Linked DNA regions of Homo sapiens: region 2 is linked to region 1. The links are chromatin loops, found by intact Hi-C in ENCODE. Cell type or tissue: mammary epithelial cell. All regions are shown on one strand. Region 1 holds the start of LOC102723409 (a long non-coding RNA gene). Region 2 overlaps LAMA2 (laminin subunit alpha 2).

What was found. Peaks named below come from ENCODE experiments on the same cell type or tissue, not always from the same donor. Only the 100,000 strongest peaks of a DNase experiment are listed, where the experiment ranks them.
Region 2: it touches region 1 in a loop (16-fold over the local background); 3 of 110 quality-filtered maps call a loop at or near these places.

What each region holds. Positions count from the first base shown.
Region 1 is chr6:129,563,214-129,571,213 of GRCh38, reverse strand. LOC102723409 (a long non-coding RNA gene) reads left to right here and starts at 1,648. Exons shown (of 8, transcript XR_001743860.2): 1 at 1,648-8,000. In mammary epithelial cell, a CTCF peak has its summit at 3,622; no DNase peak of the experiment used is centred here.
Region 2 is chr6:129,465,460-129,473,459 of GRCh38, reverse strand. It overlaps LAMA2 (laminin subunit alpha 2), which reads right to left. Exons shown (of 65, transcript NM_000426.4): 52 at 108-246. Among named protein-coding and RNA genes, the nearest start is that of ARHGAP18, 240 kb to the left of the region's middle. In mammary epithelial cell, a CTCF peak has its summit at 3,986; no DNase peak of the experiment used is centred here.

The sequences.
Region 1 (8,000 bases):
CCTGAATACAGCACACTGATGGGTTTTGACTCTTTATCCAATTTGCCAGTCTGTGTCTTTTAATTGGGGAATTTAGCCCATTTACATTTAAGGTTAATATTGTTATGTATGAATTTGATCCTGCCATTATGATGATAGCTGATTATTCTGCCCATTCATTGATGCAGTTTCTTCATAGTGTCAATGGTCATTAAAATTTGGTATGTTTTGCAGTGGCTGGTACCAGTTTTTCCTTTCCATATTCAGGAGCTCTTGTAAGGCAGGCCTGGTGGTGACAAACTCTCTCAGCATTTATTCGTCTGTAAAGGGTTTTATTTCTCCTTCGCTTATGAAGCTTAGTTTGGCTGGATATGAAATTCTGGGTTGAAAATTCTTTCCTTTAATAATGTTGAATATTGGCACCCACTCTCTTCTGGCTTGTATGTTTTCTGCAGAGAGATCTGCTGTTAGTCTGATGGGCTTCCCTTTGAGGGTAACCCGACCTTTCTCTCTGGCTGCCCTTAAGATTTTTCCTTCATTTCAACCCTGGTGAGTCTGACAATTATGTGTTCTGGGTTGCTCTTCTTGAGGAGTATCTTCATGGCGTTCTCTGTATTTTCTGAATTTGAATGTTGGCCTGCCTTGCTAGGCTGGGGAAGTTCTGCTGGATAATATCTTGAACTGTGTTTTCCAACTTGGTTCCATTCTCCCTGTCCCTTTCAGGTATACCAGTCAAATGTAGGTTTTCTTTTTGGTCTTTTCACATAGTCCCATATTTCTTAGAGGCTTTGTTTGTTCCTTTTCATCCTTTTTTTCTCTAATCTTGTCTTCACTCTTTATTTCATTAAGTTGATCTTCAATCTCTGATATCCTTTCTTCCACTTGATCGATTCTGCTATTGATACTTGTGTATGCTTCATGAAGTTCTTGTGCTGTGTTTTTCAGCTCCGTCAGGTCATTTATGTTCTTCTTTAAGTTCGTTATTCTAGTTAGCAATTCCTCTAACTTTTTTTCAAGGTTCTCGCTTCCTTGCGTGGGGTTAAGACATGCTCCTTTAGATTGGAGGAGTTTGTGATTACCCACCTTCTGAAGCCTACTTCTGTCAATTCATCAAACTCATTCTCCATCCAGTTTTGTTCCCTTGTTTGTGAGGAGTTGTGATCCTTTGGAGGAAAAGAGGTGTTCTGGTTTTTGGAATTTTCAGCCCTTTTGTGCTGTTTTTTTCTCATCCTTGTGGATTTATCTACCTTTTGTCTTTGATGTTGGTGGCCTTCGGATGGGGTTTTTGTGTGAACGTCCTTTTTGTTGATGTTGATGAAGCTGTTCCTTTCTGTTTGTTAGTTTTCCTTCCAGCAGTCAGGCCCCTCTGCTGCAGGTCTGCTGCTGTTTTCTGGAGGTCCATTCCAGACCCTGTTTGCCTGGGTGTCACCAGAAGAGGCTACAGAACAGCAGAGATTGCTGCCTGTTCCTTCTTCTGGAAGCTTCATCCCAGAGGGGCACCCACCAGATGCCAGCCAGAGCTCTCTTGTATGAGGTGTCTGTCAACCCCTGCTGGGAGGTGTCTCCCAGTCAAGAGGCACAGGAGTCAGGGACCCACTTGAGGAGGCAGTCTGTCCCTTAGCAGAGCTAGAGTGCTGTGCTGGGAGATCCACTGCTCTCTCCAGAGCTGGCAGGCAGGAATGTTTAAGTCTGCTGAAGCTGCGCCCACAGCTGCCCCTTCCCCCAGGTGCTCTGTCCCATGGGGGTGGGAGTTTTATAGGGCTACTGCCTTTCTGTCAGAGATGCCCAGCCCAGAGAGGAGGAATCTAGAGAGGTAGGCTGGCTACGGTGGCTTTGCCGAGCTGTGGTGGGCTTCACCCAGTTAGAACTTCCCAGCAGCTTTGTATACACTGTAAGGGGAAAACAGCCTACTCAAGCCTCAGAAATGGCAGACTCCCCTCCTCCCACCAAGCTCGAGCCTCCCAGGTCGACTTCAGACTGCTGTTCTGGCAGCAAGAATTTCAAGCCACTGAATCTTAGCTTGCTGGGCTTTGTGGGGGTGAAATCCACTGAGCTAGAACACTTGGCTCCCTGGCTTCAGCCCCCTTTCCAGGTGAATGAACGGTTCTGTCTTACTGGCGTTCCAGGCATCACTGGGGTACGGAAAAAAAAAAAACTGCAGCTAGCTCGGTGTCTGCCCAAATAGCCGCCCGGTTTTGTGCTTGAAACCCAGGTCCCTGGTGGTGTAGGCACCTGAGGGAATCTCCTGGTCTGTGGGTTGTGGAGACCCTGGGAAAAGCATAGTATCTGGGCCGGAATGCACTGTTCCTCACGGCACAGTCCCTCACAGCTTACCTTGGCTAGGGGAGGGAGTTCCCTGACCCCTTACACTTCCTGGGTGAGGCAACGCCTCACCCTGCTTCAGCTCAGCCTCCATGGGCTGTACCACTGTCTAACCAGTCCCAATGAGATGAGTAGGGTACCTCAGTTGAAAATGCAGAAATCACCTGCCTTCTATGCCGATCTTGCTGGGAGCTGCAGACAGGAGCTGTTCCTATTTGGCCACCTTGCCAGCCACTGTGAACTGTGACTTTTTAGTGTATATGTGTTCATTCAACAAATATTTATTGGGCACCTACATATATGCCAGACATGTTCTACCCTTGAGATGCATCAGTGAACAAAGTAACAAAAAGCCCTTACATTCTAGTGGAGGGAGACTGATAATGAAATATTAATGAGCAAATAAAATTCTATAGCATATTGAAAGGTGGTAAGTACAATGGAGACAAAAAAGATGAGCAGAGCAAATAGGACAAGATGTGGAGGGATAGGGTCATTGCAGCATTCCACAAGAAGTCTCGTTGAATAATTAACAACTAAGCAAAGACTGGAAGCAAGTCTTCAAGGAACTTGCCATGTAGATACCTGGAAGAATATTCTATGCAAAGAAAACAACTAGAACAAAGGTGCAAAGCAGATATGTGCCTGTTACCAAAGGTTGTGTGGCTGGAGTGGACTCAGGGCCGGTGATAGTAACAGGGCAGGGCAGAGAAGTAACACAATCATGGGGAGTGAGATCATGGAGGGCTTTGTGTTAGGGCGATTATTGTTCAAATCAGGACATTTCTGAGAGTGAAACAGGGCACTGTTGGTGAGGGCAGTAACTGTGGAGTGATAAGTACCCAGATTCTAGATATATTTTTGAAGGTAGAGCCTGTAGGATTTTTTCTGATACGAGAGGATTTTTAATCAAGGATAACCATAAGACTTTTGACTTGAGCCATTGCAAGGATGGATTTTCCAACAAGAGAAATAGGGAAGTGGAGGTAAATCAGGTACTGTTAGCAGGGATTCAGGAGTTCAGTCATGGATGTATGGGATTTGAAGTGCCTGTTAGATATCCAAGTGGCAATATTTTGTAGGCAGTTACATGAGCAGGCATTAAGGAGAGAAGTCTGGGCTGGATTCATCAGCATGCATATGGACTTTTAAACCATGACCTTGCATGAGATCACCAAGGGAGTGAGTCTGGGTATAATAAATAAAGTTACCGAGAACTCGGTCCTGGAGCTACCCAACATTAGTGGTTAGAAAAGAAAGAACTAGCAAAGACGTTGAAAATAAGTAACCTTATAGATAACTGAGAGACAGTGGTGTCCCAGAAGCCAACTGCAGGGGGCGTGATTGTAGTATCAGATACTACTTATAGTTCAAATGAGTTAAAGGGCAGAAGTTAACCACTGGCTTTACCTATGTGGAGGTCTTAGTAGACCTTAGTAGACTTACCAGTTTTGGTAAAGTGATAAGGATGCTTATAGCGGGGTTAAGAGAATGAGAATTGGGGACTGTGAGTATGGACAGCACTTATAAGGAGCTCTCCTACACACAAGGGAGCAAATAAGGCACTAGCAGAAGAAAGAGTTGGAAGTGCTTTACATAGGGCCTTTGATGCTGGGCAAAAGAGTTTTTTTAATTTTAAGCATTTTTTTTTTCAAATTTAAGTAATATTTTGAGAAGAGATGATATGGATACTGGAGCCAGACTACCTGGATTAACGAATGTGATCTTGGACAAGTTACTTACCTGGGCCTCATTTTATACTTTGGATAAAGATAATAATAGGAATATTCTTAGCAGCTTACTAGAATTAAACAACCATACAAAGGGCTCAGCAGCATACTTGCCTGATGGGATTTGATAAATGTATTTTTATTACTTGTTATTATGCTCAATATTATCAGAGCTGTACCTTAATAATTTTAAAACATATTATTCTAGGCCCGGCGCAGTGGCTCACGCCTTTAATCCCAGCACTTTGGGAGGCCAACGTGGGCGGATCACAAGGTCAGGAGATCAAGACCATCCTGGCCAACATGGTGAAACCCCGTCTCTACTAAAAATACAAAAAGTAGCTGAGCGTGGTGGTGTGTGCCTGTAATCCCAGCCACTCAGGGGGCTGAGGCAGGAGAATTGCTTGAACCAGGGAGTTGGAGGTTGCAGTGAGCTGAGATGGCACCAGTGCAGTCTAGCCTGGCAACAGAGTGAGACTCCGTCTAAAAAAATATATATATATATATATATATACATATATATATAAAATTCTGCCATATTCTATTTTTCTCATCAATACAGAGAAAAGATGTAACAGACCTATCAGTAATAGATCCTAATAAACAGATGAGAGAATGGTGGAAGAGTGGGCAGCACCTATATTTAGAAATAACCAGCCCTCCCTTGAAGGGTAATTCTGATAGCATCCCCCATGAACATTCCTTTCCCCAAGTTAGGAGTCATTTACTGGATATTTATGGAATGTCCCTCTTGATCTCATTTGGAGTTCTGGTTCCAGTGCCACACTATCTCACCTGGAAATCAGTGCTAGTAACTCTTCCTTGGAGTATCGGTGCCACTGTAGGGCATAGAAATAATTTTGTGAGAACATCTTTTTTCTACTTCTGTGAGCTCAGCTCAACTTTGAATATTATTTGTTTCATTTAAGTTAAATAAACTGGCATAAAGACAGAGTTCTCTCCCTGCATTTCAGACCAGAAGGTCTAGGAAGTAAAACTCTTATCCAGTTCATTTTCTGTCTTGATACATTGTTCACTCTTGGGACAATCCTGGGCTCTTTCAGTTGGCGTTAGCTGCTCCTGCTGGCAGAAGTTCCAATTCCTTGCCCTGGTGTTTCTGGGTCTGTGATCTCTCAAATGTTGTATTTAATACATATTAAGTGGCAATAATAATTTCCCTCCCATTTCACTTGGCCTCATATCTTGGAATCTGGACTTGGCATCCAGCTTCTCTTTTTCACTTGTGTCCTAAAGTTGTGTATGCAGTCGGTTGGCTCTGGTAGAAAGGATTCCAGATGAAACATTAGAACCCCCTCCTTCCATACAAGCATTTCTTCAAGTCCTTAAGGTTTCTTGGAAGAGTTTCATGAGTTATTTTCACATGTAGCTGCATACTGTATAGAGAAATAGATTGGTTGCAAGAAAAACTGCTTCTATGGTACTTCCAACTTAGTCAAGAAACACTGGCTTTGTCACAAGCAAGCTTTTTATCTTGAGATTGCAAGTCTTGATTTCTCAACTGAAGGAGCTCAGATAAGCTACAGAGAAAGCAGCTCCACTCTGTGCTATCTTTACTCCTCTTTTGATGTTCTCCTCTCGCTGCACCTGGGTAGCTCAGCGCTGCCTCTTGTTGCATCTCCTGTAACCTTTACAAAATAACAGCTTTCGTGTAATCTCTGCTGCAAGTCACCTTCCCCTCCAGCAAGGGCCAAAGTGAACAAGGAATTTCCCCTGGAGGGAAGTTCGTAAGGAGAGTCACAGACAGTGGCCCAATTCTGAGCAGTCAATCAGTTACATTTTTCTTTCACCTGAGTGTAGCTTTGTTACAATCACAAAAAGGGAGTGATTTAATCATTACTTGTGCCTTCACAACTCTCATTTCAATGGGGAAAATCTTGGGGTGTCTTAGCTTTGGTTGCTTGTATCACCCAGTTTGTATTGTTGACTAAACAAATACTAGATGTTTAAAGAATTAAAATTTATTTAGAGTCTTATTGAGGATTATATTTTGGAAAAATTGTCTAGAGATACGTTTTGTTAGACTTTTTTAATGCAGCTTAAATTATAGTTTTTATGTAGGGAGTGAAGATCCAGCATGTATAAAATTATATTAAAATTTGGGCCTAAGAGTATATTTGGTTATAGTTTGCGGGGGCATAATTGTTGATTTTGGCAGGCATGATTTTATGTGTAAGAACAGGTAAGGACCAAGTTCATTTATTTTTTAAGGAATGTAATGTCTTAGGCAAGAGATGTGGGGAGCTGTGTGCCCTATCTTGTTTATGTCTTTAAGGCATTATTTTGGAGATCCATACTTAGTAACAGAATCAGGGAGACTAAAATTATGTTGGCAAGTAAACATGACTTCTTATATTTGTTACTTTTTTGTCAAATATTTGGAAAAAACAAAAGGAGTTTTACTGAGAACATGAAGAATTAAATAAGAGATTGTGCATCTCCACTTGTCGAAGAATCCTGAAACATGTTCTAGGACGTGCTTCATTCATCCTCATGCTAATTATGATATTAAGAAGAGGGAAGGAGCCGGGCATGGTGGCTCATGCCTGTAATCTCAGCACTTTGGAAGGCTGAGGTGGGTAGATCGCTGGAGGTCAGGAGTTCAAGACCAACCTGGCCAATATGGTGAAACCCCATCTCTACTAAAAATACAAAAATTAGCTGGGCATAGTGGTGTGCACCTGTAATCCCAGCTACTTGGGAGGCTGAGGCAGGAGAATTGCTTGAACCTGGGAGGCGGAAGTTGCAGTGAGCCGAGACTGCACCATTGCACTCCAGTCTGGGCGACAAGAGTGAAACTTAGTCTCAAAAAAAATTAAAAATACAAAAAAAAAAGGAATTAAGATTCTTTATTCTTAAGAAACTGTTAGGTGTAACTAGATAATACATCAAAGTATACCGAGTTCATTAGACAATGTTATTTTGATAAGGAATACTCTAAATTTTCTGAAAGAAAAATGGCTATCCATTTGTTTTTCTTAGCATTTTAGTGCCTGCTATGTGCTATACCACAAGTTAGGTTGCGATGATGTAAAAATCAATTGTATGTGCATTTCCACAAGGAGATTGGATTTAGATTTGTGAATAGGATTAATGGGGAATGTATCCCTAGCAAATGGGCTTTGATTTGAGGGAAGCAGAATATGGGTACAACTGATTGTATGGGTAAAATGTAATGGGAAGATAGAGAAAGGACACTGTTAGTTGGGTAATTGTTAATGGAGATAGTGGTACTTAAGCTGGAAGTGCAGTTAGAATATTGAAGACTAGATCAGGTCAGAAATGATGAGGCTCAGAATTAGGGTTGTGGCAGTGAAAAGTGAGAACGGGGCAGACAGATGTTGCAGAATGAGGTCAAAAGGATTTGATGATTCCATTGGATGGAGAGAAGTGAGGGAGCGGAGTTTAAAGACGTTTAGAAGATGATGGTGCTTTTCACTGACTCCCAGAACTGGGAGAAGTACTGATTTGAAATGAAGGGATTGGGGCAAGAGAGGGGTAAGTATTATGGGTGTGAAAGGAGAGAAGATGAGGATATGTTGAGCTTACAGTGTTGAAGAAGCTGAACAGTTAGAACTGAGACATCTTTTAGGTAAGATTTCTTTGAAAATGTATATTTAGAAAATACTTTGCAGGGTGGTGATATTTAAAGCCATAGAAGCAAAACAAATGGTCCATTGAGAGCGAAGGGCCAAGAGAGGGCTAAGAACAACTTTGAGGAATGCCTTTCTCCACTTACAGGATGCATAAAGGGAGAGATACCTTAGAAGGAACAGTTCAAACCATAGTAGTAGTGTCAGAAGAGTAAAAATCACAGATGTCAGGGTTGACAGCAGGTTTAACAAAAAGGAAATGATCAACTATGTCAAATAATTGAGAGAAGTGAACCAGATGAAAGTTAAGTAGAAACCACTGGAGCTGAAGTCTATAAGTTCAGGGCTGACCTAGAGA
Region 2 (8,000 bases), 98 kb after region 1:
CAAGGGTTATATGACATTCTTATTGTAATTAAACTTCAGAACTCTAGTGAGCATAGTGGTCATTTAATTAAAACTTAATCCTTAGCTTTACATATAAACTAAATTACCTCAAGTTTCTCAGCGTTGGCAGGCCACCAAAATATATTTTGTCATCTGCTTTCAAGTCAAGACCAAAGTTGTTTCCAGAAGACGAAGTTGCTATATTCTCCTCCTGATTAGTATCTATATCTACAATTGATATATTGGCTGTAAAGGAGAAAGAAAGTTTAACATTTTATTTGAGCAATATCAACCACATCTATATCATCATTAATACTTCAAGACAAATTTGGTTTAATTCGAGAATTAACATTGACTTTCTCAAGCACTTGCACTATATTTAGCAATTTAATAATTACAGAAATAACATCAATAAAATACATTATTAAACTATCCCCCAAAGAGCATGAAAATAATAGCTTGAACACCAGTGAAGGCAAACCAATGAAGATAAAAGAGATAACTATAACTGAACATCAAAGATCCATTTGATGTAGTTTTCTATAATCTAGATAAGTAGTTAGAAAATAAAGCAAGGTTAAAAATGCTAAATAACAAAGATATCTAATTAGGAATCAGATAATTAATTAGAAATATGCCTAATCTATGGCTCTTTCTGTAAGTTTTACTATCCACAGGAACTACTGGGATTTAGACTCATCTGCAAAGTGTCACTGTTGTAAAATATGATTGTACATGGAAGTGGAAGGGGATGTTGTACAAGGAAGTGGTGAGATCCAGGTACACTGTAAATTACATTTTAGACCAGGATGCTAAGTGTTGTGACAGAGGTACAGTCCTCATGCCTTCTTGCTTTTCTTTTGGGTCTCTCAAGGTATTTTTAATGTGATGAAGATAAGAATTCAGAAATAGATGGAAAAAAGGAAAGATGAGGCACTTCTCTGTTCAAACTGCATTGTTTAGAAAGCAGACAGGAACTCCTTATCTCATTGATCCCTCTCACTACCGCCCCCTTCTTAGGGGTCAAGCTAGGCTTTTTCTGAATTACATGCTTTTCTACCACATGTCCTTAGATCTAGCCTTTAACTACTTCATATGCATCCTTGATGCGTATTGACATCAGTCCCGTAAGATGATAGATTTGGCCTCTAAACCTTTGTCTGATGTAGGATCTGAATAAGCAAGGGTTTGAAAATGGGCATTTGAACCAGTGGGTTATAAGGGAATTTCTAAATGTTTATTCTTTAGGATGCTAGTTTCTTGGATGTTCCTGGCTCAAATAAATATGACAAATACTGGGTTATACAAAGTTAAACATGTATCTTCTTAATTTTATAGCTGCCCAGATCTTTCAGCATGCTAATATGCAATGCAATGTTCCTAGAGAAGGACATAGAGCAAAAAGTATTTCCCAAATTTATTTGACCACGAAATACTATTATTTTCACTCAACTCATCATCTTTCAGAATCAGTGTTCTTTGGAAAACAGAGAGAAACATCAAATTCCAAAATTCCCTTGAAGTTTATAGCCCTATCATTTCAAAAAGATGTGTCTTCAATAAAATCAAACACAATTGCCTTATTAAAAAAGGACTAAAATACACATACCAATGGACACCTCAAACCAGACTTTTGTAAAAACAAACAAGAAAAATACCTAAAAGAATAATTGTCCTATTAAATATAGCTAGCAAGTTAAGATTTTAAAATTGAATTACTTTCACACACCTATTTTATTATTTTTATATACATAATTAGTTTCATACACATATATCTCCTTGACTGGACTGGGGGCTAAAAGAAAATAGATTTATAAAACTGTTTTCAAGACTTTTTCATATACATTCCTTTTTATCTAGATCGGCAAAGGTATTTTCATATGGGGCTGTTGACTGGAAGATGAAAATAGTCTCTTTCTACAGACTTGGTGGGTATTTTAATGGTGTCTGAAAATGAGATTCTGCCTCTCTATCACAGGCAAGCCAGTGACTGGAGGTGGTTTTCCTCCTTATCCATGAATGAATATATGCATTTTTAGAAATCATTCTAAGAAAACATGATTAAAGAGCAGCAACACAATTGAATTGAAATTCACTGGCCCAAAAGGTAACTGGCAGAGAGACAGGATGGCATATTTTTACTGACTTAAAGGGAGTGCTTTACTCTATCCTTCATGAGTGATAGCGATGAAGTGGGTTCTACCAGGAAATGCTAGTAAATGCTAATGCTTGCTTTTATTTCTTACCCTATTTCTTTTCTTTACAAAATAGAAAAGTAGGCTATTGACACAAAATTTCACAGTTGATGAGTTCAGATGTGATTTATAAGTAGGTAGGGAAATAAGGATTTTATTAAATAATAGACACAGAGTAGGGACTTAAGAAATATTTTATAATCAATGCTGAGTTGTTATAAGCTAAGTGTTTTTACTTTGGCTATTATTCTTTTGTTCTCTTTCTTGATCCACTGAAAATCTAATTGAGTGTTCTCAACTTTGCATCCTACTTGATGCATTTAGGGGATAGGGCACACTTCTGTCAGGGACTGTGGTTCTGTAACTGACTCAAGAAAGATGGGGAACACTCCTGAAGGACTGTACTTGAATTTCAAGAGACAGTGCTCTTGCCAACTAGTTGAGAATAATTCATATAAAACAAATAATCTGGTCACTGAAAAGGAGCAATCATCCACATTGCTGGAGCCTTATTTCAATTCCTCTCCCACTACTCTGTCATCTCTGGTCTTGCTAAAGTCCTCAGGGACCTGCCTATACCCAAACTCAGTGGAGTTCTTTTAAACTTTATCTGAATTCATGTTTGTGCAATATTTAATGCTGTTAGCATTTCCTTCCCTATAGGAAATTTCTTCTGGCTTCCATAATGTCAAGCTCTCTGGCTTCTTTTACCTTTCATTCTCAATCTCCTACCCTGGGGTCTATTTTTGAACACTTCTAAAATGTTGATGTTTTATAATATCCCTTCCTTTGCCCACATCTCAGGTTTTAGCCATCTGGGCAAACTCAAGTTTATATCTACTTACAATGTATTGATGACTTAAATGTATGTATGCTTGGACCTGATTTTTGCCTAAAAGTCCACATTCAACAGGTGAGACACCATCATCTATATTTTCCTTGCGTACTTTAAGCTAAACATTCCAAATCAAAATAATTATCATCTAACTCCCAAATCTGTATTACTTAACTTACTTTTTTTTGTTGGTCTTATGACCCCCCCACCCAATCTACTAAACTAGAGAGTCATCCTGACTTTCTCCTCACCACATCTAATCAATCAACAGCTTCACTAATTTCTTCTCCTAAATACCTCTAATATCTGTCCTATTTTTAAAACAGTTTTACTGAGGAATAATTAACATGCTATAATTTAAACCATGTTTGTAACATGTAATTGTATACACCTGCAGAACCACCACCACACTCAATGAACACATCCATCACCCCAGAAGTTTCTTTATGCTCATTTGTAATCCCTCCTTTTTGCCTTTTCGTACATATACCATTCACAAGTAGCATCCGTCTGCTTTCTGTGACTATAGATTAGTTTACATTTTCTATGTAATTTTATACAAATGTATTTTTTTGTGTCTGCCTAAATTTGCCTTTTTTGTCTGCCTATTTGGATATTCATCCATTTTGTATCTATATTAATACTTTATTTTTTATTGCTGAGTATTTTATTGCTAGTATTCCATTGTATGAGTATACCACAATTTATGTATATCTATTTACCTGTCGATGGATATGTGATTTGTTTTCAGTTTTTGAGTAACACAGATAAAAGTAATGTGAGCATTTTGGTACAAGTCTTTCTATAAAAAATATGCTTTCTTGTGTCCTGGGTGAATAATTAGGAGTGAAATGATTGGTTTGTATGGTAGATGTATATTTAGTCTTTTAAGAAATGGCCAACCTCTTCCAATGTTATGCCACTTTATATCCTCAGCAGCAGTGTATGAGTTCCAGTGTCTCCACCTTCTGCCAGTACTGAGTATGGTCAGTCTTTTTAATTTTAGTCATTCTAATAGCTGTGTAATGGTATCACATGGTGGATTTATTCTGCATTTCTTTGATGTCAATTCCCACTGCATCTCTTACTTCAAGCATAATTTACCTCCTGCCTAGACTATTATTGAATCCAATTGTTCGCTTTGTCTTCAGTTTGGTCTTCTGACAATATGTCTTCCACACTGACACCTCGAGTAATATACTTAAATTGAAATTACCCTGTCACATCTCTACTTAAAATCAAGTTCATCAAGATGAAATGCAAACTCCTCAACACAGTTTAAACAGCTTCCTGTGATCTGGCCCTTGCCAACATGCCCAGCGTTATCTTCTATCACTCTTTTGAAATTTAAACTCCAATAATTCAAACTGATTACAACAGCTGCCCAAATAATTCATGTTTTTATACATGTTTATCTTTTCATATGATGCTTTTTGGCCTGGATCGCCTGCAACTGCTTCCACCCCTCCTACCCCCTCAACTAAAAAAGGACTTAGGGCTCAGTTAGTGCCTTATTTCTCTCCCTCCATATGTCTCCCTTGGTGTTTACTGTATCCTAAACAGATACAGTAATTTGCTACTTGTGCAGCAGGTAAGTTACTCAAGGGTAGGAACCGTATGCATCTTCACTGATGCAGCACAGCATCTGATGCATAGTTGGTATTTAATAAATGTGTCCTGTAAGAGCTAATCTTATCAAAGCAGGTAGTAAGGTTATTTTGCCAAGCCTTTCTTCTTTTCCTTTTAAATTTAGATTTTACTGCTTTAAGTGTGATCTTTGGATATTGCTACTGCAAGTCAATGACCATATGCTTGTCATCTATTGAGATTGCATTTTTCAACTTTATGTAAGAAGTTTGCATTTTTCTTTTGTGAATTATTTGTTTATAACATTTGCTTTTTCCATTGCAGCTTCGATGCTTTTCTTTTTATAAGGAAAAATTAATACATATTAACTGACCTGCTATAGTAATAAAATACTTTAAAAGTATTAGAGAAAATATATTGGATATATGAGAAGACATGTGGAAAAACAGAACAGCTATAGTTTTATTATAATAAAAAATTTCACCTGTTTAACTTGAGAAATTTGTGGTGAGACACCAGAGATAATAGAGAATGGGTAACAACCATGGGCAGAAGGTAGAAGTTCCCAGTCTAATTTAAGAATCAAAATTCTGAACAACTAAACCTCATAGGGCTTAATTTCTTTTTAACGGTGATACCATAGAGATACAATAGAGAAGTAAGGAGAATGATTCATGTCATTAATACCCAAAATAAAAGTGAGAATGACTGCTTGGTGCATTTGACAGGAGTATTCAGAAAGGCAAAAAGCAATGTGAGTCTAGAGTCAATTTGAAAGCCAAGGAGAAGACTTATAAATGAGAAGGTATCAGCCAACTGTGTCAAAGGGATTGAACTAGAAACCAGAAATGTCACAGAAGATACTGAGTAGGCTGGGATAAAGGAAAATTCTTTCTGATTTCTGGACCACAGAGTAGTAACAGTAACAGTTAGTAGCTCTAGTAAAATCTGGAAAAATTAGACCTATTGGGGGAAGAACTTTCTGAATTGATGGAATGCTGTAGTTACAGTAAACCTAAAACATATTTTTAACTACTTTCACATTTATATGATTCTGTAACTTGACCTTTGACTAATATTGATTCAGAGCACAGATCTTTTGTTTATTTGTTTTAATGGATAGAATAAAAGTTGAGATAGCAGACTGATTATGGAAATTAGCGTTTCCAAGATGACCATTTATAAAAATTGTTCTCCTAAGTTGTTGAATCATTTTATCCCTGTTTGTTATACCGTACATCTACCAAGCATATTACTATCTTTAGAGTTTATAGCATTAGCCAATTCAGCTTAGTGTTCCGAATGTCTTTATTTTTATTTTTATTATTTCACAATTTTAGATCCAGGTGGTGCATATGAAGGTTTGTTTCATGGATATATTGCATAAGAGTGAAGTTTGGGCTTCTAGTGGACCCATCACCCACACAGTGAACACTGTACCCAACAGGCGATTTTTAAATCTTCACCCCTTCTCCTCCCTCCCCCCTTTTGGAGTCCCCAGTGTCTATTGTTTCCATCTTCACGTCTTCGTGTATCCATTGTTTAGCTTCTCGCCTTGTAAGTGAGAACATATGGTATTGGATTTTCTGTTTCTGGGTTATGTCACTTAGGATAATGACCTCCAGGTCCATTCCTGTTGCTGCAAAAGACATGATTTCCTTCTTTTTTTATGGCTGCATAGTATTCTGTGGTGTATATATACCACATTTTCTTTTCTCAGTCATCTGTTGATGGACATTTAGGTTGTCTTTTTTTCTTTTATAATGCATATCCATCTTCTCCTTCTTTCTTCAAATCTGTTATTCTACTACTATAGAAGAGAAGTTGGTGGGGAGACACTAGGCTCACCAGACTCCGTAGCATCCTAAATTGTTACATATCTCCAAACTGCTGCTAAAGAAACTTTACTAAAGCACAAGTCTTATGATATCACACCCTTTCTTAAAACTCTTAGAGTTCTCGGTATCCCTATGGCTTTCAGGATAAAGCTGAAACTCACTCACTTAGCTCATATGTCCCCTTATGCACTGGTTCTGTTATCTCTTGGCCCCTACTGATAATTTCCTGCCAACATTCATTCGTGTAGGCTATGGATTCACTTGTAGTTACTAAAGCATTCCCCAAAGTGTGTTCAGCAGAATGCTAGTATTACAGGAATGGAAGGATTTCTCTGATTAAAGAAATTTGGGAAATGCTGGGTTAAACAGCTAAACATTCTTCTTACTGAACAACTAACTACACAGAGCTTCTGACATGCAAATGTGCATTGTGCCTCTCTTACACAGGAACAATGTATGCAGCAGCACTCCAAAATAAAGAATTGCAAAGCCAGTTTTTGTCCCATATGAGAGGTTTCTCTAGAGTTTCCTGTTGGAAATGCAGCTGGAAAAGGATGTGTTATTCTCTCTGATGACTCCAGGCTTTCACACAACTTTCACTACTCTGAAATGTCCATACATGCTTTTCATCCAGCTAACTCCTCATCCAGCTTGTGCCTCAGGGTCACTCCAGTGGAAACTGACCTCTCTGTTTGACTCAAGTGTCTCTCTTCTGAGATTGCTCGCTGGCTACATACATCTCTATCACAGCAATTAGCTCTCTATCCTCTAACCATTGATACTTGTCTATCTCCCCAGTTCGATGCAAGTTCCTTGAAGGCAAGAACTTAGAACTTCATTTAGTTCTTACATGGTACTTAGAAGGTGCCTGGCAGATATGTATTAAATGCAGAAATGAAAGACGGTACAAATTTAAATTTAAACGTAAATTTTCATGAAATGTCACACTGGCATTGGCAACATTAATTGAGTCTATTTATATTAGCAGAAGTAACAAAGTCTCATTTGCAGATATTGGTAATGCCATACTACACAGAATTAGAGCAATTATATACTTAAAAAGCAATAGCACTACACTCAGAATTAATAGACTTGGATTTCTGTCTTGGTTGTGAGATCTTTTATATATATGTCTGTGACCACATAAAAGTTTGAGTGTATATTTTACTTTCTCTAACACTGGAACAAAATACCTGCTTATGTGATCAGATAAAACAATGTTTGTGAAAGTGTTTTAAAATGTCCCCGAATCATAAACATGTCATGTTACTATTGATCAATTATTTACTTGCAGGCATACAAATGTTTGGCAATTTAAATGAGCAAAGAACTGATAACTATGCCCTACCACTCCTATAGATTCCACTGTGGGCCACTTTAAAGGAAACATCTTGACAAAATAGGGAGAAAAGAAAAGCACCCAACATTTTTCAAACATATTACAGGATATAATTTTGCAAGTTGTAAGACAGTTTTATGCTTTCAAATTAAGCTCTCAGTTTCAAAAGAAAATGATAGAGAAGCATTTGGCTCTTCAATCAGTCA